Linked DNA regions of Mus musculus: region 2 is linked to region 1. The links are chromatin loops, found by intact Hi-C in ENCODE. Cell type or tissue: left cerebral cortex. All regions are shown on one strand. Links, peaks and the distances in the headings refer to the core of each region. The heading gives the core; the rest is flanking DNA. Region 1 holds the start of Spef1l (sperm flagellar 1 like). Region 2 holds the start of Tubgcp2 (tubulin, gamma complex associated protein 2).

Region 1 (15,736 bases), core at 3,245-11,244:
CAGTGGACAGAAGACAATTGCCAACATATCCTGAAGGGTCCCAGGCACAGCGGCCCAGGGTTCAGCATCTTGTGGGGTTGGCACCTCTAAGCCATCACTGTGGTCCTGACCCTGCTCTTGCGTGACTAAATGGCTTCTTTCAGGTCACCTCAGCATGGGTACTCTAGTTAGTTCCTCATGCCTGGGGAACTCTAGCTCAAGTCAGGCCTCTCTGCCTCGCCTGCTTCCTGGAGTGTGGCTTTGGGTGGGCAAGCCAGGTCTTGCCTACGAACCACCAAGGAGGTGCCTGTTACCTGAGCCACAACACATGCTCGAGTACTGAGTGGGTCCGGCCTTGAGGGAGTGGCATGATCACCCGAAGTCTTGTTTTTTTTTTTTTCCCAGCTACATTTTTTTTTTTTTTTTTTTTTTTTGCCTAAAGCCCAAAACAGGCTGGCCCAGGCCCAGTCCACAAGGCCCAGGAGGCAGTGTTGGATCAGGGAGGAGCAGCTGGTGCAGGAGCCACAGCCTGTCGGCCTCCTGGATTGCATCTTTGCCATCCATCTTGAGGCTGCCATTATGGCACCAGTACTGGCCATCACACTATACAAACATAATGTCACATATACAGTCATGTATACAATCGCAGTGTCACAGCCACAAAGCATCACAGAGTCAATACACAGCCACACACGCTCAGAATGTCATGCGGTTATATACAATCACACATTGTCACAGCACTGGGGACATAGTCACACAGTGTTGCTGACAGTCATACACAGTTTCACACTGTTCACATATACAGTCACACACATTGTCCCACATGCATTCGCACAAAAGTCTACAACACTGGCCTTCTGCCAGGCCAGTACTGCCAGTGGTAGTCTTCCTGCCCATAGAAGCAGCAGCCTCCACGTGTGTTTTTGTGGGATCCATGTCTGTGCATGCACCTGGCCCGGAAAGCTGGCCTGAACTGTCACTGTGTGAGGGGACTTGGAGGGCTGGCCGGGTCTACAGCTGTCTGGGCCTGTGCTGACTGAGCCCCATGGCCCTCCCTGTTCTTCCCGCCTCCCTGAGGTACAAGCCTGGCTTTACCCCTAGTACTGTGGCAGCTTCTACATCTGGAAGGTTCTACAGCCACTTAGGGAAGGTTTCTGCCTTGGACACTAGGAACCTATCCATGCCCCATGCATCAGAGGTGTCCCCCTCCACAGTGTACTTTGGCTAGTACTAAAGTAAGACAATAGGGGCTACTCTCCTGAAGGTGTCCTGCTTCTGCTCGGAACAAAGCTTTGCCAATCCACTGACCACGGGGACCAGTGCTGACAGAGCCAGAGACAGGGACACTGCCCTACTGACTGGAGCTCTGAAAAGTGACTCAGCATAGGCCCGGTGGTAGGCTCTGCGGCTGGTGACTCGCTTCTGACTCACAGAGGAAACTGGGCCTGCAGCTCTGGGGGGCAACAGTAAAACCATGAGCTCAGTCTGAAGTTTCTGCTTCTACTTCCTGAGAGGCTTCAGGGGCCAGCCATGGCCAACAGGCACAGAGAAGGCTGACTCCGGGGAGAGTGGTAGCCATGAGGAAGCAGAGGGGGCCCCCAGCTAAGCCTCACTGTGGATATAGAAGTTAGGTAGCGATGCAGCCGCCAGGCATGTCCCTGCCTAGGGATGTGGCTGGTGTCCATAAGGGTGAGGATATCCCAGAGGCTGGAAGCAGCATCCAGGTCTTGAAACCCAACAGCTGTACCACTTGTCATGGCTATCTAGGTCTCAGGTTCAGGTCCACCTGGCTCACCAAATCTTCAGGGCAAAGTAGGTTACCAGGCCACCTAGGGGTGTGGTAAGGGGTGTGGCATCCTCTCCTATAGCCTCTCCTGCATATCCAGCAACTTTCCTCTCTGTGACCCCCTGCCGTGGAAAAGCCCAGCAGGCTCAGGCCTGCAAAATCTTCCAAGGGTCCCTATCAGTGGAATCTCTAGAAACCTTAAGGGTGGCTCCATGGTTAGTGGTTCCCACCCCACCCCACCCCACCCCTCGCCCCTGGAAGGCGACCCTGAGACACTGCACATACCAGGGCTTTGTGAGCTCACAAATGCAGTAAATCAATGATGATGACACGATATTGGGGGGTTGGGAGAACCAAACTCAAATCTGTCCAAACTCGTCTGCGGCCCCAGCGTGCTCTGGCCTCCACACCTCACGTCTCACATGGAGGCTGCATGACCAGTGAGGAGCTCCGGTTGGGCTCAGGATCGAGGTCTGAGTGACTCTGGGTGGGGCCTCCTCCAGCTCTGATGCTCCTCGGGTCCAGTTCTCATCAGCTCCCAGATCCGCTGGTCCTTCAGCTGTACCAGGTGTTCCAACCTCATCACCTTCAACTGCAAAATCTTCAAAAAACACACAGGTCTGAAAGTATCTAGAGAAGTCTGTCTACCTGCCGGCTAGGCCTCAGGCAACTCTAACCTCTAGGAACGAATGTACAACTCCAGGTCTGATGGCTTCGGGGTAGGACCAAGGGCCCTTGTGGGGGCCACTGGGAAAGAGACACACCAAGATGCTTGGGGAGAGCCGGGCGTGGTGGCGCACACCTTTAATCCCAGCACTCGGGAAGCAGAGGCAGGTGGATTTCTGAGTTCGAGGCCAGCCTGGTCTACAAAGTGAGTTCCAGGACAACCAGGGCTATACAGAGAAACCCTGTCTCGAAAAACCAAAAAAAAAAAAAAAAAAAGAGGCTTGGGGAGGAGCCTACAGTCAGTGAGCCCAAGGAGCTCACAGGGATGACTCCTTTCTCTCCTCCTGCTCCCAGCTGGGAATCTCCCTGGCCTCCCCTGTGGTTTCCCTGTATCAGCCAGAAAGGACAAATGTAGGGCAGGGCAGGGCTGGGCAGGGCAGGGCTGCAGAGGGACTGAGCCTTCTTTGCTGTGAACCAAGCACCTAATTGGGAAGTTACTCAGAGCACATTTGCAGAAACAGCAGATGATGGGTAGATATGTGGCTGTTGTGCTGTCTGTTCATGCTGTATTTCCAAAAGCTGATGACTCAAGAATAACTGTGTGTGTGTGTGTGTGGGGGGGGGTGGGGGTGGAGATTGCTCAGTGGTTAAGGTTAGGAGTGCATACTCTTGCTGGGTTTGGTGACATGTGCCTTTAATCCCAGGCCAGTCTGGTCTACATAGTGAGTTCAAGGACAGCCAGAGCTATGTAGAGAGACCCTGTCTTTAAAAAGGGCGGAAGGATGTTGGTGAGGCGAGTGTGTATATACCGGTCACCTCTTGGAGAAGTTCAGAGTTTGGTTGCTACCACTCACAAGCACCTGCAGCCCCAGCTCCAGGAGAGTCTGATGCATCTGGTCTCCATGGCTGTCCGCACATACCCAGATGTACACAACATTTAAAAAAATTTTTTTTGAGACTCTGTCTCTCTATGTAGCCCTTGCTATCCTGGAATTTTCTATATAGACCAAGCTGGCCTTGAATTCACAGCAATCCTTCTGCCTCTACCTCTGAAATCCTGGAATTAAGGACACATGTCACCATGCCCAGCTACACATAATTTTTTTTAACGAAATAAAAACATAAGTGAATGAAGATGGGGCTGCTAAAGCTAGTAATGGTGGTACACAGCTACAGTCCTAGTCCCGGGGAGGCAGAGACAGGGGACCACTGAAACTTAAGGCTACTCTGGCTATACTCAGCTTCACAAAATGAGAGGGGTGGGGTGGGGTGGGGGGAACAGCTTGAGCCCTTTGGCACAGCTGGGGCATCTGTGGTCCCTCCATGCCTGCTTCAAGGATGACCTTGTCCCAAACTTTCTCCCATCAGAAACCTAGACCCCACCATGCTCCTCAGGCAGAAAAACTGGGTCTGTCTCATTCCCCTGTAGTGTGAAGGCAGGCATGTAGATCAGGGTGGGGAGCCAGCCTCACAGCAGACAATGAAAGACAAGGTCCCTCCCCGGACCTGTGGAGTGTGACGCTGTGTTCACAGGCAGCACATGCAGTCCTGTTCTGGATAGCTTCCAACCCTCATCCAAATCAAGAAGCCAGGGCGCTATGGCTAGATGCAGCAATGGAGTCCATCCCATGGCCTGCCTATCACAACAAATTCCTCCCAAGTCACGTAGCTCACTTTGTGACAATTTGCAAGTGGTATTCAATCCTTAAATGGCAAGCTGAGTGTCAACCCTTAGGTGGCAAGTGGGTCTGTTTCCTCTCTGGGTCTCCAGTGAAAAGTTACGGTTCCCTTGGTCAGCTATGAGTCAGGGAAACAGTGGGGAGAGCCGCGCTGTGAGCAAGCGGTGCGGTGGAGGCAACAGCTTCAGTTCTCTTTACCGCTTCCTCTCTACTGCTCTGTAAGTCCAAAGCCACAGTAATATCACATCACTTTCCTGTTTTCACAAGAAGATAACTCGTCAAGATTTGGGTACATACTCAGGAACTCAGATGGCATTGCAATTTCCGATAGCCCCCATGACCCGTGCCCATTGGTGCAGTCTCCGTTCTTCCCCATTGTCTTAGTCCGTGTGTTCCCAGGATACAGGGAGAGGTAAGGAATAGTAAGGGGCACTGGAAGTTCCTGGTGCAAGAGCAGAGGTGTGCCTGCAGAACCAAATGTCCATCAGAGAGCAAGGCACGGACTACCCAACCAGGGAGATACTGCAGGACTAGGTGTGTCCTTGCAGAGCCAGGAGGACATCCACAGAACCAGATGTGCATGTGCAGTCTCAGGCATTAGCCCACACAACCAGGCACACACCACAGAACCCGGTGTGCACGGCAGAGCCGTATGTGCACTACAGAATAAGCTGTAGCACAGAGGCAGGCGTGCACGCAGAGCTAAGCGTGTTCCATAGAACGAGATGTGCCTCTAAACTAGGTATTCATTGCACATCTAAATGCTCACGAGGATCCCGGGGTGTGTTGTTTTGAGGGCCCTGGCTTTTGGAGATGAAGAGAAAGACAAGGCCCAGTTCAGGCTGGGGTGGCGGGGGTGGGGGTGGGGTGGGGGGGTGGGAGGGGGGTGGGGTGAGGATGGGGGAGGGCAGGCAGGAGCCTCTTCAGCCATCATCTCTCTATCTGCTTTCCAGGCATTTACCCAGCCCATGCTTCCTGAGATGGGCCCCGGTCCGCCCTGCCCTCTTGCACTCCTGAGCAGCACTTGGGTCTGGGATGGACAGATCACTGAGGCAGGTGGTGAGTATCCGCCACATTGTTTCTGCCTCTGAGAAGGACTGAAATGATCCACAGACTGTTTCTTTTCCTTTTTTTTTTTTTTTCTTCTCTTCTTCAAAGTTTCAAGACAGGGTTTCTCTCGGTAGCCTTGACTGTCCTGGAATTCACTCTGAACGCTAGACTGGACTCAGATTCACAGACATCCATCTGCCTCTGCCTCCCGAGTGCTGGGATTAAAGCCTGATGAATCACCATTGCTAGGCCACTGACTAATTTCTAAAGAATCTAAAGAATGTCTAAAGAATGTTGACTCTCTCTGGTCAGGGCCCTGCACTCCCTATACTGCCCTCACTGGGCCAGTGCTGGCTCTTCAGAAACTCAGCCAAGGAGTGTGAAGCTGGGGCAGTGGGTCCCTCTGCATCCTTGCAGCTCAGAATCTCCGGGAAGCAAGGGATGCCCAGTAGGACCATACCTTGACCGTCTCCTGCAGAATGGCTAGTGCTTGCTCCTTATCCTCCAGCTGCTGCTGGATGCTGACCAGGTGATCCCAGAGCCCTTCAATTGAGTCCCTGAAAGGTAAACACTGACCTTTAGTCCAGGCTAGGGAGCAGAAGGAGGTGGGCGGGGAGAATTTGAGAGATAAAGGTCCACCCTCTGCAAGCACAGCAGCCCATTTTCTCCAAATCCCTTTGATTCTGAAGGATCTTCGTGCTGGAGGGGGCTGGAGGGCTCTGTAGGCCTGTATGACAAATAGACACCATCAGCTCAGGACCTTGCTTCTGATAGGCACCCACTAGTGACAGGACGGACATATGGACGAGGGAGGGGACATGATCCATAGCCGGTAAAGCAGACTCAGAAGTTATCATGGAAGGACTTGGTCCTATCCTGCCTTCAGGGACCTTTGCATAGCTCTGGAAACCTCAGGAATGGTGCTCCTGTTTGAATAATGGCTTCCCTGCATAGCTCACAGGCTGCCCCTTGAATGGTTGCTCTCTGGGTATTGATGGAGCCAGGACCCTAAGTATTATGCCTTCCTCAGGAGCCCACTAGCCTCTCTGGGCCCAGGATGCGCCTGAGCATACCTGCCTTCTTTTGAAGGTTTGGGAGTTCAACATCATGGACCCAGCTTTCGGGAACAGAGTGGTGCTCTCCACCGGAGTCCCAGAGGGGTTCTGACAAGCTGCTGTTATCCACATCAGGATCTTGCATCTTAGAGGTATGTGGGTTGGGGGTAAGATCCCGCCAGGGTCGGACAGCATCCACAGCAGAGTGTCTTGGATCCTGCAAAGTACAAAAGTTGGGGAGTGAAGTGTAGCTGGGCTGAATTTGTTTGGTCATTACAAACTCTGGGTGGGGTTAGTATGGAAACTGGAGAAGAGCGGGAAGCACTTGGGTTGGTTGTACTTGGAGCAACTCTTAAGTGTTTTCACTGCCCCAGGGTAGGTGGATTTGGCTGGAAAGGAAATTCGGGAGCCCCCCCCCCCTTCCAGAAGATCAGCAGGAAAGTCAGGAATGAGTCTAAGTGAGGCCTGTTGCCTCATGTATGGACTTCATTTCTTTTTGGACCACAGGGACATTCATTTCTCTGTTTTATTCTCACACAGACGGATTGTCTGACTGAGTGCAAAGGGCAGAAGGCACAGCAGACTTGCATGCTGAATTGATGTGCAGACACTTACAGCTGTACCAGCTGAGCCTACATGAACAGTCCTGGCCTCCATCTTCTCCCTCAGTGCACATAGAATAGACTCGATAACTCCAGGCCTGTTGGATACCACCCTTTGGATATCATTATCTGAGATACACAAGTGCAGCTTGCGAAAGACTTTCCTGCAAAGAAGGTAGGAGCACATTCTCAAAGCAGTACCATCAAGGACTGGGAGTTGAGCCCTCCCTGAAGTTCTATGCTCCCTGCAATGCCTTCCAGCCACTGGGCAGCATCTTGCTTTCTCAGAGAGCCCCTTTGTGCCCTGCACTTGAGTGGCGCATGGCTATCTCATTCTTGGCCTTTGGAGCTATGTCTCAGGAGATCGCAGAACATGGGGTGCTCTATCAGGCCATGTTCTCTGCATTCATTCTCATCTCTCTACTGGCTTGCCCTCGGTAAATCCTGTTGAGACAGCTCAACAGTACCTGGAAACCTGCAGCTGGGCCCTCTCAGCATGATCATCTCCCTTGAGGTCTCTTTTCATCTCTTCCCTCTCAAACATAAGCCCATGAGATTAGACCCAGGCCTGAGCCCAGCAATGTTTCTATTCCAATCTGAGCCAGTCTTTTGGGGGTGCCCACACAGGTTCTCCACCTTGCTCTGCTCAGACACTTCCCGAGGGCCCTCTGTGATTGGACTACATCAGACATATCTGCCCGACTCTGTCCTTGAGATCACTTATTATACACAGGCAGAGTCTTGTCTGAGGACATTTGGGGAGGTGAAGTAAAACTCTACTGATCCGTAAGGGAGCAGGCTAGCTGATAGGCTGCCCTAGCACCCCCAGGAGTGGTACTAGGGGTACTAGTGCCCTAGTACCCCTGGTTGTGGTACTCTTCTATAGGCAAGGACCCACAGTTAGGCAGTCAGAGACCCATGGCTGGAGAGAGCATCCCGGGGTCAACCTAGGTGGGCTGAGCTCCCAGGCCTTGCCTGTTGAGAAGGCTCCAGTTGCTCAGCTTCTGGTCTGTACTGCAGGCTGGGACGTAGCTGTGCAAGTCCACCAGCCGAGGGCGGAAGTGCTTCACAATCTCGGCCACCAGCACTGTGGGAATGCGAGGGGAACTTGGCTTGCCTGGTCAAGACCCTGGGTTGCAACTGTAATCCCTGACCACATGAGATGCATGGAATGGAGTGGGAAGGACACGAGCTTTTCCTGGGGAGCCCATAATTGTCCCCGAGTCTGGCACGGCACCTAGACTCCAGGTCAGACCAAGTGGTAGGATGGCCTGGGAAGCTAATACAGCGTGAGAGCCCAGGGGGAGCTGGAAGAGCCACAGGAGGCCCTGTTTGCTACTACCTTTCCTAAGGAGCACGAGTCTGGACTCAAGAACCGCTCCGTTCCCCCAACACCCACACCCGTACTAGGGGGCTGGAGGCAAGGGTGGCCCTCAGCTTTGAGTCCTCTTCATCATCCGCCCCATAGCGCCTCGCCCTCACTCGCACCACCATCACTGAAGTCCCGAGCCAAGTGGCGCTTGGGGCGGCTGAGTGGGAGCCGGTCCAGCCAGGCGCAGAGGTTATGAATATCCCCAGGCGTTGGCAGGAACGAAGCTGAGCTCGGCTTGGAAGCACTGAGCATGGCAGAGAAGTGGGTGTGCAGCAGAGAAACACAGCGGAAGAAACCTGGCGGGTTTGGACCGTTGCTGGGAGACGCGGCACAGCCGGAAGGGGCGGGGCCCTAACCGCGCTGGTCCCTCCCTCGATCCCAGGAAGGATTGGTCCTCCTGCACGCCCAGAGATCGGGCTGAATCAAGGTGGATGGTTAAAAAACGAAGGGAGATGGTAGGTGAAATTGTTTGATCTGGTGTAATAAAAACAAACTGCCATGTAGAATGTGATCTATAATCTATTGATAAAATAGAATCTTTATTAGTGAATAGTGTTTAGTCATAATTTCAACAACTAATCTGTTTCAATCCGGAGATGACGGCAACTTCTTGTCCCAACACCCCAAGAACGACGTCTTTTCCTTTCCTAAGTCTCATACACGAGTGGGATGTAGATACAGGAACTGTGCCTTGGAGAGAGGTCACTGTGTGAGGGCCAGTGCAGAAGTTGCTGGGAGGGGACTCCTGGCATTCTGTCCACCCAGAGACAGACAGACTTGATCACGCCCACTGCAGGGTACACCGCCCCTGCCTAGCAACTAGCATACGCAGATGTATGGTCTAAGCTGGCCAAGGCCAGTGAGAGGCCACTGGTTCATGAGGGCATCTGGACAGCAAGAGCCACAGAAAGATTATTCCTGAGGTAGGAACAGCGTGTGCAGGTCCAGCCTGGGTGGTGGTTGTGGTGTTGCTGAAGGAACACATTTATAGGAGCAGTGGTATCTCCAAACGTCCACAAACGATGGCCCTGGGGTGCCCTAGCTGGTCACCTCTTCTGGATGGGGACCTTCAGAGCAACCTTTGGCTCACCAGCTCCCTGCCAAGAAAAAAAGGAAATCGATATTAAAGAGGACCTGATAAGAGAGAGGTCCAGCTGAAAATACCCATTGCCAGTTCTTTAAATTTAGACTTCCACTTCCCCTAACAACAGAATGGGCCCGACCTCACAAGATGACTGTACTAGCATTTCATATATACTGTAGACTAGCCATATGAAAAGGAAAATTCCATAGCCCCCGAAAGCCGCAAGCACTGGAAAGTTCTGGCAAATTATAAAGCAGACATCAAGCCTGTTATTGAGGATTTTTTTTTCTTTCTTTTTTTTTTTTTTCAAATGTCACTAAAACTTACCAGCTAAGAAAATGAAAACAGCCACTCACCCTCCGAAACAGTGCCACAGTCAGCAGGAGGGTTCCTGCAAGATGGACTCCCCCTTCCCCTTCCCCTTCCCCTTCCCTCTGAGGCTCACCTGAGTTGCTCCAGGCACCGTCCCTCCAGTCCCGGGCTTGACTGGTGGTGTCGGGGGTGCAAAGGTTGGCTTGACCTGGGAGGAACCAGACACAGCTGACTGAGAGCATCTCCTAAGTAGGCCAAGTACGGCCCTTAGCTTCATCCTGAGGCTGTCCTGCTCAGCTCCAGCCTAGCCTGGAAGGCTTCTGTCTGCACGCAGCTCAGTAGGAAACATCTGCATGGCCTCACCGCTAGGAAGATAAAGCCCGAACCTGGCAGAGCTCCTCTTCTTGGCTAACTGTCCCAGCCAATCATCTTGCGGCCTCCCCAGTATCCCACACATTGCCCTGAAGCTTTCAGAACATGGGTCTTTAGAAGCTCAAAAGGAAAGAATTAACTAGGAAAACCCGTTTTGTTTCCACATTGTTAAAGAGGATGGTAACATGGCATGATGGGCTTTAGACACATTTTTCCCTCCCCCCCCCCCCCAGCTTCCTTTCATCCCTGCCCAGGATTCCCGTACCCTGCTCCGTTCTGCCTGCCGGGACTGTGACTAGGATGACATTTTCTTCCTTTTCTTTCTTTTCCTTTTGTTTTGTTTGAGACAAGGTTTTTCTGTATATCCCTGGCTATCTTGGACTCACTCTGTAGACCAGGCTGGCCTTGAATTCAGAGATTCAATGGTCTCTGCCTCCCAAGTGTTGGGATTAAAGGGATTTTTCAGCTCTTATATAAGTCTGAAATTAGTCCCTGGCCGGACACAGTGGTGCATGCTTTTAATCCCAGCACTCAGGAGTCTGAGGCAGGCAGAACTTTATAAGTTTGAGGCCAGCCCAGTCTACATAGAGGCCAACCAAGGCTATATAGTGATACCATGTCTCAAAAGAAAAAAAAAAAGTAAGAAAAAGAAATAAAATCATCCTCCTAGCCCGCCCCCCCCCCCAAAAAAAAGGAAAAACAGAAAATCACACGTGTGATGGCTCATACCCATAAAACCATTACTCAGGAAGCTGACTCAGCAGGACTGTCATGAGCTTAAGGGCCAGTGTGGGCCACATAGTGAGTTCCATAGCATTTAAAATAGGCTACAGAGTGAAAGCCTATCTAAAAAAACAAACCAAACAAGAAAAACAAGAACAAAAACAAAACAAAAAAAAAACCAGGGGCTTGTGAGATGGCTGAGGGGGTTAAGGCGCTTGTCAGCATGGTGATATGGTTCAGTCTCTGAACCATGTAAAAGTGGAAGTAGACCAATTCCACACGGTTGTCCTCTGATCCCTTCTTGCATCCTGTGATGTGCATGCACACGCCACAACACACACACACACCACCACCACCCCCATACTAATGATGATAATAATAATAATAATAATAATAATAATAAGAAGAAGAAGAAGCAAGGGCCACTGAGATTGATCATTTAGTAGGTGCTTGCTGCACAAACCTGGTGACCTGAGTTTGACCCCAGAACCCAGGTAAAGGTCAACCTCACAGAGTGGTCCTCTGATCTTCACATGAGCGCCATGGCACACGTGCCCACACACATCATGCACACAACAATAAACGAAACAAAAAAGCAGGGAAAAAATCACTATAGCATAAGACAGTGGCAATTGTTAGTGTTTAAGTGGCAAAGATTCCCGGGATGTAGGATTATTTTTGTTTGTTTGTTTGTTTGTTTGTTTTGTTTTTTTCGAGACAGGGTTTCTCTGTATAGTGCTGGCTGTCCTGGAGCTCACTTTGTAGACCAGGTTGGCCTCGAACTCAGAAATCCACCTGCCTCTGCCTCCCGAGTGCTGGGATTAAAGGCGTGTGCCACCACACCCGGCGAGATGTAGGATTTTAAGTCTCCAGATGATCTTGGAGGTAGTCATTCATCTCTCTCTCTAGGCATCAGTTCATTCAACACAAAGATAGCTCTCGGCATGGAAATCATAGTCGTTCAGTCACTTCCCACTGTAATTACTTCCCATGCTATTCCTGCTGAGAGTATGTCACCCACATCCACTTACAATAAGAAGATAAGTAGACAAACTGAGGGACTCTCAGAAGACAGCAAACTAGCACCTTCAACACGAGAATGTGCACTGAAAGCCACTTGTGAGCCACAAGTGCCCAGAAGAGCTGATAAGATTCTCAACCAGGCCTAGGCAGAGCCAGGAACACGTACTAGCTCTTCAGGTCCCACTCAAACGACCCTTGGGAAATTCTCTATCACTTTGTGGCCTTCTCAGATATCACTTGCTCACCAGAAGATTCCTTAGCCCTGCCTCAGAGGAGCACAGATGCCTGCCCAGGAGGGCGGCCAGCAGCACGAGATAGACAGCTGACCTGTGCAGCTAAGCCCTGTGGCAGAGCTCAGGGGCTCCATCCTGTTGCTAATTGCATTTGCTCCCTGGGATAGGCAAACACACACACACACACACACACACACACACACACACGCACGCACGCACGCACGCACGCACATGCACACGCACACACATACACAAGTTCTCCACCATCACAGCTATGACTCAAGAGTCAGCATATAGGGCTAAGACTATGGTAGTGCCCATGGGCTCTCAGAAGTAGGATCCCACTTTTAGGGCTAAGAAAAGGGTTCCAGTTCACCTAGAACCCCCAAGGAATCCTGCTGGGAAGGACACTAACACTGTGGGGAGGAAAGAAAGAATGAATGAATGAACCACTACTTTCAAAGCTTTAGTCGGTGGCATTTGAGACCTTCCAAATCCCTATAGCCTCTTCCCAAGGGAACCTGTAGGAGGCTGGTCTCCGGAAGAAAGGGCCCCCGGCTTGCAAGAGGGGAAGGTCTCCTCAAAATCAAGGCTGTCTCCTTACCTGCTTGGGTTTCAGCTCTGGGAGGGGCTTGGTGGGAGGATCAGGTCTAAACTATTGGGGAAAAAAAGAATCAAGATGCAAAGACTAGACCAGTTCAGAGCTGGGGGATAGGGTAGTATCTTTTCCCTCCCAGGCTCCCTGAATCAACCCTTAGGTTCAATTAATATCCTGACTAGGCACTGTCAGTATATTAAACTTGCCCTGTACAGTAGCTGTTTCCTTAGGGCTCCAGGCCCACAGAATCAGCCACCAGATATCACTTCCCAAGAGGTTTTCTTATTTTTTTAAATTAATTAATTAATTTACTTATTTATTATATGTAAGTACACTGTAGCTGCCTTCAGACACTCCAGAAGAAGGAGTCAGATTTCATTACAGATGGTTGTGAGCCACCATGTGGTTGCTGGGATTTGAACTTAGGACCTTCGGAAGAGTAGTCAGTGCCCTTAACCATCTCTCCAGCCCCCTCATCCCCCAAGAGGTTTTCATGTCTCCAGAATGCATGTGGCTGTTTCCCAAGGCTTACCTGATTTGGTATCTTTGGGGCATAAACAGGAACTGGGAGTGGTGAACTGGACACAGCACCTGGAGGCTTGAGGGGATAGAGATCTGAGCCTGGGCCCAAGAACCAGTGCTAAGGCCTCAACCCTTGCCCACCAGGTCCCTTGCTTTTGGATCCAATGCTCTTACATTTCCCAAATGGGATCCCCTCCCCCTTTCCTGTTCTCTCTAGGCTAGCAGCCCATTCCTCAGTTAAGAAGCACAAGGGTATTTATTCTCTTCTCACAGTTCGGGTCTGGGAGCCCGCAAACCTACAAGTTCAAACCCAAACTCCAAATAGAGATCCTTAAAAGACAAGTCTTGACTCAGTCCTTCGTCCTCCCTCGGGGTGATTGTAACAGTTCTTCAGGCTCCGGCTACCGCATGGCTCATGAGTTAACTTGCACAAGAAGCCTTCACTTTCCCTAATGGGTCACACTCTGGGGTAGAGGGATAGAGAGCCTGAGTCTCTCTCACTTCAGCCCCACGAACCTGTAGGAGGATAGCACTTACTGCAGGGGGAGGCCTCTTTGGTTTCACTATGGGTCTTGGGGGCTGGTTGGTAGAAACTGTCTCAGAAGGGTCTGGAGGCCTGTTCTTAGCTGGCAGGCTGCTGTCCCTTGTGTAGAATAGGGGGTTGGAGAGCCCCGAGATAGGCTTGGGTGCCACACTCCTAGGCAGAAAAAGAGATAAGAATGGTGTGGTCACTTCCAGCCAGAGGATCCAGGGCATGCGTCCCAAGTCAGACTGGCATATCTGCCCTGGCATACCCCACATAGAGTGCTAGCTGTAGACTCAGGCACATTTGTAAGTACAGGAGGTTAAGAAACAAATCCCCTGAGAGCTGTGCTAGGAAGGTGCTTGGGGACCCTGGAAAAGCTGTCTTCCAGCTGCTAGCTTGGGGGTCAAGATCTTGGTGCAGGGCACAGTGGAAATCATATGTGGTCATGGCCTAGTAGGGAGGTTATCTCAACTCTGGATTTATCACACACCTGCCGGTTGCTCTCACTGTCCCATTACAGCCTTGAAGAAGGAGAAGGAGGAGGAAGAGGAGGAGGGAGGAAAGGAGGAGGAGGAGGAGGGAAGGGAAGGGAGGAGGAGGAGGAGAAGGAGGAGAAGAAGAGGAGGAGGAGAGAGAAAGAGAGCGCACAAGAGATGGAGAGCAGAAACAACAGCAGCTGCAGCAGCAGTGGTAGTGGCTGCAATCCCGGGAGTCTCCTGAGCTTCCCACCCAGGCCTGTTCAACACCCAGAGAGCCCCAGGTTCCCTTATGTGCCTCTGCCTGGGCTTGCTGACGGAAGCAATGCTTTTTCTTTCTTAAGTAGCAGCAAAGCCATTTCTCAAGTTCCGCGTACAGGAAGTGTATGTGTCTCACATGTAAGTATGTTGCAACCAGCATGTCCTCACCTCCTCTGGATTTGTCTCGGAGCCTTTCGGTAGATGACGATGCCTGCCACGATGACCATCGCAGCCACCAGGATCACCAAGACCACAACCACACTGACTGGGAGGCTCGTAGACGCTGTGGGACACAAGGCCACATGATCATCCAGGACTGGGAACCAGTTGAATCAAGAGCTGGGGAGGGCCCTTGGGAGATGCAGCCTTCTTAGTCCCCCTTGACCATGTCCTGGGTCCCACACCCACATATGGTCAAGTGCCTGAGGACTCCAACAGTGGGCCCAGTACATTACACCAGCTCTTCTGGCTCTCCAGCAATGGATTAGAAGACGTGGTAGTGGTGAGTCCCAGCCCCACAATGCCACTGTTGAGGCCTAGCCAGTTTCCCGAGGCTGTGGTGCTGTGGACAGCCGCAGACTCGGTGACCACTGGGAAGGAAGACACTGTGGGGGTTGTAAGTGGCCCTAGATGCCTGGGCCAAGGCTATGTAGCCTTGTTTTGAGTAGGGCACTGCCCTGTGTCACCTCTGGGAAGTAGAGACAATGTGATCCATCCTAACCACCCTTAAGGCTGGTACCCCACAAATACCAGCTCCTGTGGCCTCAGGACCTTACCTGCTTGTTCATCTGATACATCTGCCAGCCGCTGTACACAGTTGGGTGGTGCCCAGCCCTTGTGACAGTGGCACTCCCTCTTGTGGTTGCATACCTGGAGAGAAAGTGGGGCCTCAAGGACAGGTACCCCACAGGGCAGCAGGGGAGGTTGCAGCACACACAGGGTCCCATCCATCCATCCATCCATCCATCCATCCATCCATCCATGTATCCATCCACATATGTCAATCTTGAGTTCATAAGGAGTTCTCCCGAATGAGCACACTGACTAGTGGCCACAAGCTCAGCGGAAACCACCTATCCAACCTCAGCCCCAAAGAGGCCTTGTTGATCATCCCCATTAGAAGGATATAGGCTAATCTGAACCCACATTGCTGTACCCACAGCTGTCTCTGCCACAAGTTCTATTAACAGGCAAGTGGTGGCAGCTACCTAGCTCAAAGACACCAGCTGGTAAGTGTACTGTGACCTGAGGCCCGAGGCTACACATACCCCATGGTTGTTGCATTTAGCAGAGCAGTTTTCAGATCTGTATACACGGAGGTCCTGGCAGCTTCCATCCATGCAAACCTGGAAGGTGGAAGGGGCTCTCGGGTAGCTGGCCTAGGCCCAATTCTTACCCCACCATCCTCAAATCTAAA
Region 2 (15,736 bases), core at 4,786-12,785, 59 kb after region 1:
CAAGATCTCCAAACCAAGATCCAGATAAGGATCTCCAAGCCTCCAGATAAGGGTCACTGGTGAGCCTTCCAATTCTGGATTGTAGTTCATTCCAAATATAGTCAAGTTGACAACCAGGAATAGCCACTACACCCCCCGAGAAGAAAAGGGGGTCAAAAGTGGGCCACCGACGCATTGATTCCGAGAATAACCACAGGATGTTCCAGCTCTAAGTCATCACCGATGTCCTGACCACACCCTGATACCACCAAGTTCCTGCTTCCCCTTGTAGCTGCCAAAAGAAAGAATTTCTATTGCCCCCCTCCCACTGATAAGTACTTCTCCTTTTGCTTGTATTGCCCCACCCCTCCTGCTGATAAGTATCTGTACTTCCCCTTTTGCTTGTGCATTTAAGCCTTGGGCCTTTCACAATACATTGGGGTCTTGATGCAATCCAGAACGGTTTCCGTGTCGTTATTTGCACAAGACCCTCGTCTCTCTCTACCCCCCCATTTGGTTATTAGGAGAAGGTCCCCTTGAGACCCTCGAATAACTGGACCTGCTGGACGGGTCACTCTCTGGCTTCTAAACAACACATGTGCATAGCAGATGCTAGCCCTGTCCTCTTATCAGCATGCCTGTATAGGGAAAAATACCAAACAAAATTGAACCAGCATCTTACAGTGTATTAAGTGTGACAAGGGAGGACAAGGAAGGGGTGACTATCACCAGATCTTTAGTTGAGCTCTGAAGGGGCTGGGGAATACAGGGTGCAAATGCCTGAGGTAGCAGACCTGGCTTCTCTGTCTGGTATGCAGGGCCTGAGTGGAAAATGGAGCTCAAGGGTAGAAGAGGCCAGCCTGGGCAAACTGTCAGGGTTTTGTTGGGGATGAGGGGCACAGTAGGGCTGTCACTGGACAGCCTTACCTGAGACTCAGGTCCTGTACTGAAAGAGGGCTCTAGCTATGTCTACAGGAAGTATGGAAACTACAGGAAGAGAGGAAAGATGAGGTTGTCAAGATCCATGCCCCTGCATGAAGCCATGGCCACTGGGATTAAGGTAATGAAACAGAAGACTGGTTGCTTGTGCACGCTCAATGCATTTCAATTTTCAACAACTACAGGTGTGAGTAAGCCACTAGGGAGGTGGCAGGTACCTCAGCAGAATGGCCTTAGGTGACATAAAGTTTACCTGGACACTTGAAAGTGGAGATGGAAGAGGTAGATCTGGGACTGATCGCAGGGAGCCGAGGCAATGGGAGAAGACAGGGAGCTCCCTGGGATGAACGGATGGAAGGGAAGAGTTGGAACAACTGGAGAAATGATGGCTCGTGATGCTGAGGGAAGCTAAGGACGGGGAAATCCACGGGGAAAGAGTCCTGAGGGACACACACTATGCAGAGCACCAGCTACATCCACAGGGTGCAGGAAAGTAAGGTCTAAGGCTGAGGCTCTGCCAATGATGATGGTTATGCTGAGGCTGAGGCTCTGCCAATGATGATGATTGATTATGCTGGCCACAGGAGAACAGACAGGGAAGGAGACAATTACCAGGTGACAGGATAGGTGACAACTAGGTACCTGCCAACACTGCAAACAACAAGTCTACGACATAAAGACAGCTGCCTCTACCTTCCCATGAACTTGCAGCAGAATCATGTCTGCTTGGTGACAGGAGAAAACAATTTGTCTAACAGCCCTATAATATTTGGGGACAGGAGAACACCCTCAATTTGTCTAATAGCCCTATAAGTTATTTCTAAAGGTGACAGTAGACCTCTGCACTAACACCGTACAGAGCTCAGGAGCTGGGGCAAGGCACACCACTTCACAATTCTCTTAAACTGAGGCTACCATCAAACAGGCAGGAAACCACATCTAAGCTATGCCAGTGCAAATGTTCACATTTGGTCCTAAAAGACTCTCTGGGGTTGCATGTAGTAGGTTCCTGAGAACCTGCCCTGAAACAGCAATGCTGTCAAACAGATGCAACTTTTAAGGCCTTTGTGAGCATAGCACTAAAACCTGATGCAGTCTGTGGTAATGACAAGTCACTTTTCAGGAAAGTGTGACCTCCTGGTCCTTGTGTCACACACTGGTGCACAGCCCAGGAGGCCAGCTCCGGCTGTCCTAAGGCTCCAGCAGGAGGAATGCAAGAACAAGCATTCAAGTCCTCTGGGCTTCAGTGTGTCACGGCCTGCTGAGGCACATGCAGGCAAGCAGAGAAGAAATTCACCACATACCTATAGGCAAAACTGTGTCTGAGCTCAAGCCCGAGCCAATCAGGAAATCTCCAGCCAATGTTGGTCTCTCATACACCCATGCTGGGAAGACAGGGAGGGGCTGGCCTGAATTTTTTTTGTTCTGTTTGTCTCGAAGCATCTTTCTTGTAAGTTCCAGAGACTAGTAAGGACATTTTAAAAAACAAAAACAAAATATACTATAGTGCAAATAAAACCAAGATATCTATGGAAATTAACACGTCTTTGGGATTAAAAAAAAAAAGTCCATCATTTTAGTACATAGGACATTCGATCTTACTTAAAAAGGAGACATGGTGCTAACTACCCATTACAACATCTGGGCCTAAGAACAAGAGAGCCAGGCCCTCTCAAGGTCTCTGTTCAATAAGGAACAACCCACAGTGTCAGGGCACCAGCTATGAGGGCCATGGGAAAGTACCTGCATTTTACCAAAGTGTTTCAGATCAGGACACAAAGTAGGAAGAGCCTGAATCAATTTTCTTAGCAGTTGCTACATCTAACACCACTTGCTGATTAAGACAGGAGTTAGCAACTGACATATCCTTACCCTATGGAGAAGGCCAACCGCAAGGCTACAGGCTATATGCTAGGCCATGCACAGAGTACTGCCCTTCCTGGAGGCTGACAAAGCTGGCCACTTTTGGAAGTACTGACTTAGCTCTGCATGACTGCACGTTACACAGGCTGGATGGTATGAGGGCAATGAGAAACTAGCACAGGGATATATCTGAAAGACCGTGCTGTGTCCTCTGTGCTCAGAGGTTAGGCCTTGGAAAGGGGTCCAAGGCTCTTAAAAGCAGGCTCGTGGTGGCTCTAAGAGGACACTCAAAACTCGCAAAACCACCAGTGTGAGGCAGAATAAATCCAAGCAGCAGCAAGCCTAGTAGAAAAAAAAAACCTTGAGGAAATAAACTGGTAATTTAAAAAGTACTACCTTGTTGGAAACTGTCAATAAATTCCAGTAGGGAACCGTGACGCGTGCTGCCTTAGATGCACTGCATGTGGACTGGGTCAGAGCCTCAGTGCACTGTTTACCCTTTTAGGTCAGAGCTATGACTAAAGAACGCAATCCAGCCTTAGCCTCACTTATGTCAGATTAGCTTTTACTAAGAGTAGACATATCTGCTTAGCTCGCAAACTGTGGACCATGGAAGATCTGGTACCTGCTGCAGTGTGGAGCCTGTGGATACACTGCCAAGCTGCTTCCTCAGTTCCTCTAGCTCTTGTGTGGACATCTTAGAGGCTGCAACAGGGATGCTGAAGCTGGTGGTGTTGCTAGTTGCAGCACTAGCTGCAAGCTCAGCTCTTTCCTTTGCATTCTGTTGCAAAAACTGAAGTGTCTGAAAACACACAAAACCATGCATTCACACTAAGTCACAAAAGCTCACTGTGTTCTACCCCCTGTCATGTCACCGAAACTCCAGGGGAAGGAAGGCCCACAGCCTTCTTCACTAGTCAATCCTTAACTTCACCCCCAGGGGCAACATTCCTCAGCACTCTGCCTACACCCAGGCTGCAGCACCCCTTCCCCTTCCTGTGCTAGGGCCTGGCACACACCTCTACACTGATGGAGAGTAGGGCTCAAGGACTACTCACTGGCTCCACACTGACATATGACACATGCAGATGTGCCCACCTCATGCTACTACATCTGTGTTTCCTGGTCTATGCCCATTCCGAGTCACAGCTTGTTATGAGTCACTGCTCTCTATGGTTTAGATATGAAATGCCTTCCCAAAAGATTCACATCTTAAAGGCTCAGTCCCCAGGTGGTGATGTTTTTGAGAGGTGCCTGATCATGAAGACTTTAACCTTGTCAGCAGATTAACTCATCAACCGCACACCCTGAACTCTTCACACCTGTTAGTCCATCTCTCTCTGTTTTCTTTCCAGTAGCCATGAGGTCAGCGCTCTGGCACCTCTCTACCAGGCCACTACCTGATGGTCTAGCCTCAAAGAAAGCAGACTGAAACCATAAACCAATACAAGTATTTCCCTTTAAGTTTTCAGGTATCCCTCCAGCATGGAAAGGCTAACATTCACCAACACACGCCTTCACAGTGGTGCCGTCAGGAGGCACAGCTGCCAATCGGTGTTCTCCACTGAGTGTCGGCTTGGCTTCCTCAAGGAGCCTGGGGGTCAGGCGATGCCTTATGTGCATTTACATCTGCATGTCCTGCTCCGCTCTCACCGATTGGCAGCTGTGCCTCCTGACGGTGTTCTCAGTGTCCCCAAAGCCGGCGTGGTGCTGCAGATGAGGCGGACGCTTACCTCTTTGTCTTCTGTGAGTTTTGATAACAGGTACACCAGTGGGTCAAGGTTCCTTGTATTTTTAGATTTCAGTTCATCATATTTCTTTAAAAAGTCCTCAGGAGTTCGAGAAAATTCTGCAATTTTGACCTCAAATCACAAGCATGTAAATAACTTAATAATGGTAACAAACCAGATACGAAAAAAATCTTCAAGAAAATGAAACACAAAAAATAAACCAAAGTTGGATTAGGTGAGTTAAATAATCACATCTCCAAAATAAACAGCAAGTTAATGTCTATGGTCCGCGGAAGCCAGCCTCTCTTCCCCTGTACTTGCTCACTGTATGCCCACAGGCCTAGGAGCACTGACACGGGAGCCCTGACATGGGAGCACTCACAGCCCCCACCCCACGCTCACGCATCCTTCCACAGCTTGAGCTCACTGCCTCCCAGACTCACTGGCTGCACCAGCTCAGGGCCACTTCACTCAGTAACTGTTACCGGTCTGGCTACAAATGGAGTGTGCACTTCCCGAGCCACGCTCCATCCAACTCATCTGCTGTACTGGTGCCATCGTTACACTTTAAGTGACCGAAGCATCACAATGCCTGTTTTATTTTACCTTTTAAAAGATTCATTGTATGTACCTGAGTGTTTTGCTTACATGTATGTGCACGCAGTGCCCAGAGAGACCAGAAAAGGGCATCAGATGCCCTGGCACTAGAGTTACAGATGGTTCTGAGCCACCATGAGAGGAGCTGGAAACCGAACCAAGCCCTCTGCAAGAGCTGCAAAAAGTGTTCCTAGCCACTGAGCCATCTCTCTAGCATCTATGTTTTTAGGTCTAAAAACAATCATATTTTTAGTAGATTTCAAATTCAAAGATATCTTTTGCTAAAGATAATACTTTTGAATTATGGCTCCTTTAATAAATAAAGAAATAATACTTGAGCCAGGTGTGGTGTGGCACACACTTTTAATCTCAGCACTCAGGAGACAGATCATTGTGAGTTCAAGGTCAGCCTGGTTTACATATCTACATAGTGAGTTTCAGACCAGAGAAAAGGAAAGAGAGAAAAGGAAAGAAAGGAAGGAGAAAAAAAAGTCCTGAAATTCCAATGTGATTAATACCAGTCGCTTCCTTTTTCCCACCCAGTGATTTTTGCATATACTAAGTCTCCTCCACAGGGAAGAGGGGAGGACTGTGTAAGTCAGACTACTCCACCTCTCTCTCTCTCTCTCTCTCTCTCTCTCTCTCTCTCTCTGGACACCCACTGATTCGCCTATATAGTGGGGTAAATAACAGGAGCTACTGCCAGGAACCAGAAGACTAGCAGAGCACAGTGAATGCCAGGTTCAAAGGAAGCATCCACCAGGTGCTGCTGGCCCAGCACTAGCCTTGCTGAGGCTATGAGGGACAGGCCTCCATCCCCACAGCCCTAGGATGAGCACCCTCACCCATGGCCCCGTACCTCTGGGCCCCTACGGTCCTGTATCAGAAGTAGGTGCTCACCTTGGCACTGTGGGCAGAGACTGTGGTTGTGACATACGGCGTCCGGTTCTTCTGCAGCAGGTCAATGTAGACCTCAGCCCCATCCCCGCCATGGATGCGGAGCAGGCTGAGCAGCTCATTGACATCATGGTGAATCCGAAATTCGCTCATAGTTTAGCTCTGAGACACCAACATAACCAAGTTTTCCTGAAGGCAGAAAGAAAGGTGTTTATAACATTAAAACCTAAAGTTGTTCCGACTGACTCAAGCCTTTGTCAGAAAGACCATTGCCAAGGTGACGTCAACCGCCAGCCTCTCCCCTTCCCTGGCAGGCTGGTCTATCAAAACTCTGCTGAGATCTTGCCGTACCCGTGCCCACAGAGCTTCCAACTGTTTCCCAGCTTACACGACCACTTAAGGAGCCAGTTGTACCAGGTAAATCACTGAAATGGACCCCTCGAGCCTGGTTCTCCTACTTCCGTCCATCGTCATGTGACCCTGGGCGACCAGGGGGCAGATCTGCTATTTTATCTGAGTTTTTCTGGCCCTTGCCTGGTAGACACAACGATCTTGCCCTTGGGGGAGCTGGCACAGGCCAAGGCTACTGTCTCTGTCCAGACATATTAAAACTTCCCACTCCTAAGGCCATACCCAGGTCTTAAACCATAAACTGTTCATGATTTGCAGATAGTTACAAGAAAGGGGGCTTCTCTCATCTCTAAATAGCTTCCTTTAAGCCTTTAGATATGTCTCAGGAGAGACACTCTTGGCAGTTACCTGGCAAGGGACAGGGACAGTCATGTTAATACAATTGTCCTACATACAGGGAGACAAAGCTACAGTTGAAAGGTACACCTGTAAAGAAGGCTGACCGAGTCTTAACAGCCTGCCTGCTTGACCTTCTGACATCCCTGGGTATCTATCTCTATTAATCACCACAGATGTTCTAGAGGAAGCACAACTTATTTATTAGCAAGTCTGGCATAACCAATCATGAGCAAGTCAGGTGCATACTTTTAACGGCCAATGATTAAAACAAAGTTGGGGTGGAGGTAGAGAGGTATGAAGAGGGAAGATTCTGGAGCAGAGGTTCCCGACCTGTGGGTCAAGACCCCACAACTCTTCCACCGGCATCACGTGTCAGATATCTTACATATCAAGTACTTACAGGATGATTCGTAACAGTAGTAAGGCAATAGTTTTATGGTTGGGGGTCAGCAATACACGCACTGTTGTATTAAAGGGTCGAAGCATTAGGAAGGTTGAGAACCACTACAGGCTCCTAGATAATAAAACCAGCCTGTGCCGGTTGGCTTTTGTACACTTGACACAAACCTAGACATATCTGAGAAGATGGAATCTCCATTGAGAAACTGTTTCTATCAGATTTAGCCTGTAATCAATACCTATGGGGCATCTCTTTGATTGATGACTAATGGGGGAAGGCCTGGATCACTGTGTGTGGGGGTGCCACCCCCTGAGCAAGAAAGCAGGCTGGCCTGGGTGTGTGTGAGTGTGTGTGTGTGTGAGACATTCACCTTTAATCCCCAGCACTTAGGAAGCACAGACAGTCACAGATCTCCTAGTTCAAGACCAGTCTGGTCTCAGAACAAGCCAGGACTACACAGTAAAAAACAAACAAAAGCCCCCAAACAAAACACCTAACCAAGCCGGGCAGTGGTGGCGCATGCCTTTAATCCCAGCACTTGGGAGGCAGAGGCAGGTGGATTTCTGAGTTTGAGGTCAGCCTGGTCTAACAAAGTGAGTTGTCCAGGACAGCCAGGATACACAAAGAAACCCTGTCTCGAAAACAAAAAACAAAAAACAAAACAAAACACCTAACCAAGACATGGCCTGTCAAAAACATTTTATCATTTGCAAAATGTCAAGAATCCAAATACTTTTACAGAGACAAAAGTGAGAGAGATGATATCACGCCTGGTCATAAGCAGCTGTCTAAAGACATAGAAACGCTCATTTCCAGGGCTTAATTACAGAAAGGCTTTCCTTCCTTCATCCCTCCCTCCTTCTCTTCTTCGCCCCCCCGCCCGTGCCTCTCCCTGCTCCCCAGGTCCCTCTCCTTAGGGGGAAGGTTTTACTATAAATAAGAGAGAAAACATCCAGAGACATTTGGAAGAATCCAGAACAGAGAGAAAGAGAAACAGACCGAGCAAGGCCTGGGCTGAGAGAGAGGGAGAATAATCCCAAAAGGCTTTCATTTGTATCTATTAAACAGTAGCGTCCCTTCTTTCTTGACACTTATATTCATACTGGGGGAGGGTGACCTACTTTGGTAGAGGAGCAAAGTTAAAGCCCCTCAAAGTGTCAGCCGCACGTTTCGATCGTCTTTTTGTTTAGGTTAGGGTTTCTTTCCACACCTGTCTCTACTGCAGCAGGCCCTGATCCCTTCACCCCTGAACCCCGAGCACCAGCAGCAGATGCAGAAAACCCGCAGGCCAGCACCGCAGTCACCGCGGGGCTGTCAAGAGAGGAGTCACACTAACCACGAACTTCCCAAGGCCACTGCCTCCAATTGGACTCCTGGAGAGGACTGAAAGAGCCAGAGAGGCAGTCGCACCGTGGAGCGAGACAAGCCCGGGCTGGCGGACGGAACCGCCGGCGGCAGAGGCCCAAGAGAATCAGGCTCTTCCCCGCTGCAGGCCAGCCTGGCTCCGGTACCCGATCCCGCGCCCGGCTCCAGCCCCGCCCTTCTCCGACCAGTTCCCGCCACAACACAGACCCAGCCCTGACTCACCTCCGCGCGTCGCGTCCCGCCCCGCAGGGTCGCCACAGGAAGTTAGTAGACGTCACGTCCGTCACCACCCCTCCGACGGTGGCCGAAGGGCCGCGGCGGCCGTGGTGATGTTGCTTCCCCCTGCACTATATTCCCGCCTGGCCGGGGAGCCGGGGGCAGCCGAACCGCTGCCCGTGGAGAGGAACCCTGCGGCTGGGGAGGCACCCTTCCGATTCGCGCCGCGTGCCGTGCGCTTCCCGCGGGATCACGAATTCTTCGAGGTGCGTGACAACCCGGGCGGAAGATGTCCTGAGCCCCACAGGGAGGGGCCTAGAAGCAAGACTGTCGCTGTGGGCGGGGCTTGTGGGGACCGGACCTGTGGACCGGATCAAGGGGCTGGACACAGCTCTATGGGTTGGGGCGTGGCTCCGAGCTGTAGGGCGTGGCTTCGATGCCGGAGTCCACCCACAGCTCTTGACGCGTGTCTTCTGTAGGATGGGGATGTGCAGCGGCACCTGTACTTGCAGGACATGCTCACGCAAGTGTCCGAGACGCCGGAAAAATCCATGTGAGCACCTTGGCTTCGAGGCCTTACTCGGCTTGCTAGCGCTATCCTGATTCCTCCTCTCTCGTCCGCTTACACCCTGGGACTCCGACCCCTCCCAGTTGACACCCGAGTAGCATCCACTTAGCACCACCCTGCCCTAACAGGAGCATGGCTTGGCTGGACTTCCCTCCCCTAGTCTGTTAGTAAGGTTTGGGGTGGCACAAGAAGCGCTCTTCTTGTTTCAGGCTCAGCTGGAATATGGGTAAGAAGTTCCGCCGGAATTCCTGCCTTGGGATAGTTGGGGGAAGGGGGAAACATTCTTCCAAGAGACACACCTCCTTTCCCAGGGTGCCTGAGTTCACCTGTCAGGTGGCTGGCTGTTGCCAAGTGTTTGCCGCCATAGAAGACTACCAGCACCACTACCACATGATGCATGGAAACACCTGCTCCTTCTGCAACCGTGCCTTCCCCTCTGGGCATTTGCTGGATGTCCACATCCTGGAATGGCACGACTCTCTGTTTCAGATCCTGGCCCAGAGGCAAGACATGGTGGGTGCTGACTGCACTGGGTGCATCTGCAGTGGTGACTGGGATTAGGGCTTAGGGCAGGGTGAGAGTAGAGGTGACACTTTATTCTTTGTAGTACCAGTGCTTGGTTGAAAGCTGCCCAGAGAAGTTCAAGACCAGCCAAGACCGGAAGGATCACATGGTGAGGCTACACCTGTACCCTGCGGATTTCCGATTTGATAAGCCCAAGACGAACAGAGGGTACGTGAGGGACCCAGTTGTGACTGTCCCCAGTCTTAAGCCTGGGAACAGACACTGTAATCAAATCTTAGTGAGGACACTAACAGAGCAGAGGGTGAGGTGCTAGCAAGTGCTTGTGCTGGTGTGGTGTCTTCCATGGCCCTCTGATGCTACCAGCAGGGCACTGGGGACTGTCCCAAGTGTGTGTGCTTTTCCCATGGAATCCCCTGTGTGCTCTTCACACTTCTCCCATGGAACCCCCTAGGGTTTCTCTCTCTCTCTCTCTCTCTCTCTCTCTCTCTCTCTGCTTACTTTTATAAACTTGCCAACAAAGCTGTCTGTTAGCATGACTGTTTAGACTGCCCTAAGGAGAATAATTCCTGGAATAACTTTTAGAATAATGCTTCTTTGCTTCCTTTAAAAAGTGACTCCTTTCCATGAACTCCCATGATCCTTTGGTAGTGCATTGATGAGGTGACAGCTCATTCTGTGAAGTGCATAAGTTTGCGGTTCAATCCCTAGCACCTACCTTAAAAATCCAAGTATGGCGTGCACCATACAATGCTAGCACCATGAAAGTGAAGACAGAGAGTTCTGGAGTTAGGCCAGCCAGCTTAGCCTCATCTGTGAGCTCTGAGTCCCAGTGAGAGACCTCGTCTCATCCAGGTAGATGGCTCCTAGGAAATGGCACCTGAGGTTGTCTTTGGTCCTCAACATATAAACGTACACCACACACATGAGTATATACACCTAAGCACACACACAAAGACAAACAAATAAAATGTGTCTGAATTGGAGTCTGTTTTCAATCATGCAGAGCCCCATTGCACGGTGGAGTGCTTCAGGAGATCTGAGTCTTCAATACTTGTCGATTTCTACAGAGCTGGATTAGCTCATTGGAAGTAGTGGCAAGAATCTATGTTATCTAGTTGATTTTAGTAAATCTCTCCCTCGTGGAAAGACATTTGGGGGCTGGGCTATAACTCAGTAGTAGAGTTTGGTTCCCAATATCCCCCTCAGATGGGTTATAACTGCTTGTCATTTCAATTGGATCCCTCCAAGGGATCCGCCTTTTTCTTCTAGGTATCCACATACGTGGCACCCAGAAGCGCACACACACATACACATAAATACCAAAATTTTAAAAACCTTAAAGAAAAATCCTAGTGGGGGCTGAGTGTAGTGGCGTGTGCCTTTAATCCCAGGACTTGGAAAGCAGAGGTAGGCAAATCTCAGTTTAGAGGCCAGCCTGGTCTGTGTACCACGTTCCTCTCCTTTTGGCTGGGGGAGGGGGAGTTTGGGGTAGGGGAGGTATCTCTCTGTGAATATGTGTAGCCCTGGCTCACCTGGAACTCACTCTGTAGACCTGGCCAGCCTGTAGAACTCCAGAGATCACCTGTCTCTTCCTCCCTGGTGCTGGGATTAAAGGCGAGTGCTACTGCCCCCGGCCGCAGCTGTCTTCTCAGAGGAGGAATGAGGGTCGTTATACTTAAATTGATAGGTTATCAGACTTAGTTATAGAAACACAACCATTTCCAGAAGTATTCATCTCTTTCCACTAGCCTGAACATTTCATTTTAACAGTAGATGGTGACAAAATAGTAAAAAACCCAACATTTTTGCAGGGGAAAAAGATAGTGTCTTCCTTGAAAGTTTCGTACCAGGGAGCCAGGTGGAGGTGTTGCTCACTGCTCTGTTCTCTGTAGCCCAGCCATGCCAGCTGCAGCAGACGCAGCAACCAGAGCCCCAACAGATGACAGTGACGCCATGGAGATCTGCTCTGAGCCCGCTGCCCCACCTCCCTGCAGGCGGACCTACAGTCACAGGTCTGTGTGTGCATCTTCCGGTGTGTCCTATGACCCTAGGCTTGAAGGTGGGTGATAATGGGCAGGAAGATGGGCTTTGCTGAAGGTGACACCCTGAATGTTCTAGTTTCCCTTCCTTCCTATGCTTTGGATCCTGGAGCCCAGCATGTAGATAGACAGACTGACAGACAGACAGACAGACAGACAGACACACACACACACACACACACACACACACACACAGAAACACATAGTGTCATCTCGGCTGGGTAGAACTGATGGACCTTCCCCCGCACTTGCCTGCCAGACAAGCTTTCTCAGATTGAGCTAACATCAACTATTATCTTGGGGAAATTTTTGAACAGTGGGGGTGGTGGGACGATCCAGGAATCCAAACTGGCAAGAAGATGGACATGCATGTCCCTCGGTTCCTTCCAGCATCCATCTTCCCACAGTTTTTTGGACCTTGGCCTGTGAGTACCCTGCCTGACTATGGTGGTTGGGTTTCGGCAAGGTAGATAACAGGAAACAAATGCCACAGGGAGCCTCAGCAGGAGCCGACCTTGCTGACTAAATTCTTCTAAGCAAATGTACCGTGGTACCAGGAAGATATCCCACAGGAAGGAGGTCTGAGATCAGGAGTTGATCCTAGGACCCAAGAGGGGAGACTCTATTTCCTGAGTGTTCCACAGAGCAAAAGGAGAACATTCCAGAATACAAATGTGAAGGAAGTACAGACAAACTGCTGTTTTAAGTTGGGTTGCGTGTTGTCAAGAATAATGCCATTGTTTAATATGACCGCTTTTCTGCTGTTCCAGAATACCTTCCACTGTCTGTTTTGGCCAGGGTGCAGCCAGAGGGTTTAAAAGCACCAAGAAAAAAAACAAACACCACTGATGGATCCTGGCAAGGAAAGCCAGACAGACTATTCAGGGAGTGGTGTGCCAGGGCCTTTTTCTCACTTCTGGATCAATGCCCTGTGCTGGACCCTTGTCACCTCCTTATTTCCATCTCTGGTCACTTGAAGCAACCAGTGTATAGAAACTCAGAATCTTCAGATTCCAGAAATAACCAGGACACACTGAAGGACAGAGATGGAGAGGCCACCTACCTGCTCTGCAGCGGCTACTCTAAGAATGTCACTATTAAACATATGTAATAAATTCTTTTTCACTGATGGCATCTGTTCTTCTTCATGTGTTCTTGGACCAGACAGAAAATGGAAGGATTGTGAACCATGAGTATTTTGTTTTCAACACCAAGTGTTAGGGAGATTTGTGCGGTCTCTGCATTGCACAGAAGCTGTGAGGGAAGGTTCCAGCACAGCCACAGGTCAGGCCAGGATCCTCACTCACTCTCTAAGAGACATTCTTGTTGTCTCTGTACCCTCCCCAGCCGGTTAAACACCACTAGGATGTGGTATCTGGAATGGTGCAGGAGACCCTGGGCAGGACATTGCACACACATTACAGGAAAATTGGGCCAGTCATGGAGCAGATGTTGAGAGAACTCACAGGGATACAGGTCCTACCATAAGCCTAACCATCCCAGGTCTGTTCCCGGTAAACCTCTTCTTTCCTGAGATACTGGAAGCTTGGGAAAGGCAAACAGGAGAGCCATCTTCACCAAAACATAATCCATCTACCCAGATATACACAAGACCAGAGGTTGTCCTACTATCAATTAGCTGTTGTTAATGTCATATTTAAACAACACCAATGAGAGGTCTGAGAAGAAACACAATGTACAGCCTACCTCCTGAAAGTGAAGGTAGCAGAAACTGCCTCCTTGGTGGCAAAATGCCAGGACTACTAGGGAAGGCTTCCACTGCCCGCACAAGGTCACAAATCTAAGGAAGGCAGGAACACAGCATCTCACAGAGACCTTCAACAAAGAGAAATGCTGCTCTTTCTCTTTTGTTGTTGTTTGTTTTGAGATTAGTTTCACTATGTGTAGGCACACATGAGCCTGCAGAGGCTCTGGCTTGGAGCTAGACTTACAGACTTCTGTTGTGGTTGATGGGAATTGAACTTGGATCTTCTAGAGGAGCAATGTGTGTTCTTAACCACTGAGCTATCTCTCCAGTCCAAGAGAGATAGCTTTTAAAAGAGCCAAATGGGAATTCTGGAGGTGGAAGTTCAGTACTTGAAACTTTAAAAATTCACTGAAGGACTCCCAGGGAGAGTTGGATAATGCAAGTCAAGGAACCGAGAAAAGTGAAAAGACTAGATAGGTTATATGGCTGTCATCTGGAATTCCAACACTGGGAAGACTGAGAGTTCAAGGCTAGCCAGGGCAACAGAGTAAATCCCGGATTGGGAGAGGGACAAGGAATTCTTAAAATTGATATGGATGCTCAAAAGAGTAATGCTAGAGATATTACCATACCTGATTACAAATTCAAATACAGAGCTATAATATAAACAACCCAGTAGCTACTTAGAGAACCATTTTCTTGAAAAATCTAAAAGCAAAAGAAAACCAGCATGGTAAAGGCACAAAAGCAGGTAAGTAGATTAATGGGATAAAGTAACCAGAAATAAAATAATAATAAACAATGAGTGGCTGGAGAGAGGAATGAGGATAAAGTTAGCAAAAATTAGCTCATGTAACTAAAGTCATCTAATCTGAAAAAGGTGTCAAATACACGGGAGAAAAGATAAACTCATGTATGGTGCAGGGAAAGAGTGGGTGGCATACATACAGCAGAAGGAAACCAGGCCCTTGGCTTTATCTGGACAAAACTCAAGCTGGATCAAAGGTCTTAATACAAGACCTGGAACTCTGAAACTGTTAGGAAAAAAAAAAAAAAAAAAAGAACATGTCAAGATGAAGGCATGGGCCGGGCTTGGTGGTGCACACCTTTAATCCCAGCACTCGGGAGGCAGAGGCAGGCAGATTTCTGAGTTCGAGGCCAGCCAGGTCTACAACGTGAGGCCCAGGACAGCCAGGGCTATACAGAGAAACCCTGTCTTGAAAAACCACAAAAAAAAAAAAAAAAGATGAGGGCAAGGTCTATCAATGAAGAACCTAAGAATCTCAGGAAATCCAAGACCTGACGTGCAAGATTTACCAGAAATAGAGGCTGCACCGTGAAGAGAATGGGAGCAGCTCCTCGCTGCTGTCTAACAAGCTATTACTATCCAGCTAAAGCAGTGGGTGTCAACCTGTGGGTCTCAACCCACAGGGCCACATAACAGATGCTTACATCACGTTTCATAGCAGTAGCAAAAATATAGTCATGCAGTAGCAACCAAGGTAATTTTATGGTTAGAGGTCACCACAACATGAGGGACTGTGTTAAAGCATTGCAGTGTTAGGAAGGTTGAGAGCCACTGATCTAGAGTCTAGGAAGAGCTCAAGACATTAAACACCAAAAGAATAATAATACTATTGTGATGGTTTGCTTATGCTCACCCTAGGAAGTGGCACTATTAGAGGGTGTGGCCCATTGGAGTGGGTGTGGCCTTGTTGGAGTGGGTGTGTCACTGTGGGTGTGGGCTTTAATACCCTCGTGTTAGCTGCCCAGAAGCCAGTATTCTAGCAGCCTTCGGATGATGATGTAGAACTCTCAAATCAACCTGCACCTTGCCTACCTGGATGCTGTCATGCTCCCGCCTTGATGATATTGGACTGAGTCTCTGAATCTGTAAGCCAGCCCCAACTACATGTTGTTTTTTATAAGGATTGCCTTGGTCATGGTGTCTGTTCACAGCAATAAAACCCTCACTAAGACAACTATCAATAACTACACAACTGAATTGAAGTTATTAGAAGTGGCCAGTAAGTATATGAAAAAGAGATTCCACTTGACTTGTCAGGATTATAATCATCAATAAATGAGGACAAAGGCTGAGGGGGTGGCTTAGTACTAGAGATCACTTGGACAGGACCAGAATTTAGTTCCCAGCAGATA

Evidence for each region. Peaks named below come from ENCODE experiments on the same cell type or tissue, not always from the same donor. Only the 100,000 strongest peaks of a DNase experiment are listed, where the experiment ranks them.
Region 2: it touches region 1 in a loop (3-fold over the local background); 2 of 42 quality-filtered maps call a loop at or near these places.

Annotation. Positions count from the first base shown.
Region 1 is chr7:139,970,242-139,985,977 of GRCm38, forward strand. Spef1l (sperm flagellar 1 like) reads right to left here and starts at 8,514. Exons shown (of 7, transcript NM_001033465.3): 1 at 8,306-8,514; 2 at 7,793-7,904; 3 at 6,831-6,981; 4 at 6,234-6,432; 5 at 5,800-5,887; 6 at 5,621-5,717; 7 at 2,057-2,366. The coding sequence starts at 8,441. The coding sequence ends at 2,226. Adam8 (a disintegrin and metallopeptidase domain 8) reads right to left here. Exons shown (of 24, transcript NM_001291066.2): 17 at 15,588-15,665; 18 at 15,096-15,189; 19 at 14,488-14,602; 20 at 13,594-13,753; 21 at 13,067-13,132; 22 at 12,541-12,591; 23 at 9,719-9,793; 24 at 8,691-9,286. The coding sequence ends at 9,236. It overlaps Gm16201 (a long non-coding RNA gene), which reads left to right. Exons shown (of 5, transcript XR_389973.3): 3 at 5,064-5,169; 4 at 6,250-6,367; 5 at 6,756-8,739. In left cerebral cortex, for the core only: no CTCF peak of the experiment used is centred there; DNase peaks (open chromatin) are centred at 7,872, 8,489 and 8,908; H3K4me3 peaks cover 1,241 bases; H3K27ac peaks cover 1,729 bases.
Region 2 is chr7:140,027,605-140,043,340 of GRCm38, forward strand. It overlaps Tubgcp2 (tubulin, gamma complex associated protein 2), which reads right to left and starts at 9,070. Exons shown (of 18, transcript NM_001286007.1): 1 at 8,743-9,070; 2 at 6,009-6,194; 3 at 4,515-4,643; 4 at 3,407-3,583; 5 at 2,223-2,382. The coding sequence starts at 6,158. Zfp511 (zinc finger protein 511) reads left to right here and starts at 8,787. Exons shown (of 6, transcript NM_027201.1): 1 at 8,787-9,002; 2 at 9,216-9,289; 3 at 9,616-9,817; 4 at 9,912-10,036; 5 at 11,722-11,841; 6 at 12,639-13,001. The coding sequence starts at 8,850. The coding sequence ends at 12,717. In left cerebral cortex, for the core only: no CTCF peak of the experiment used is centred there; DNase peaks (open chromatin) are centred at 8,821 and 9,077; H3K4me3 peaks cover 1,912 bases; H3K27ac peaks cover 1,149 bases.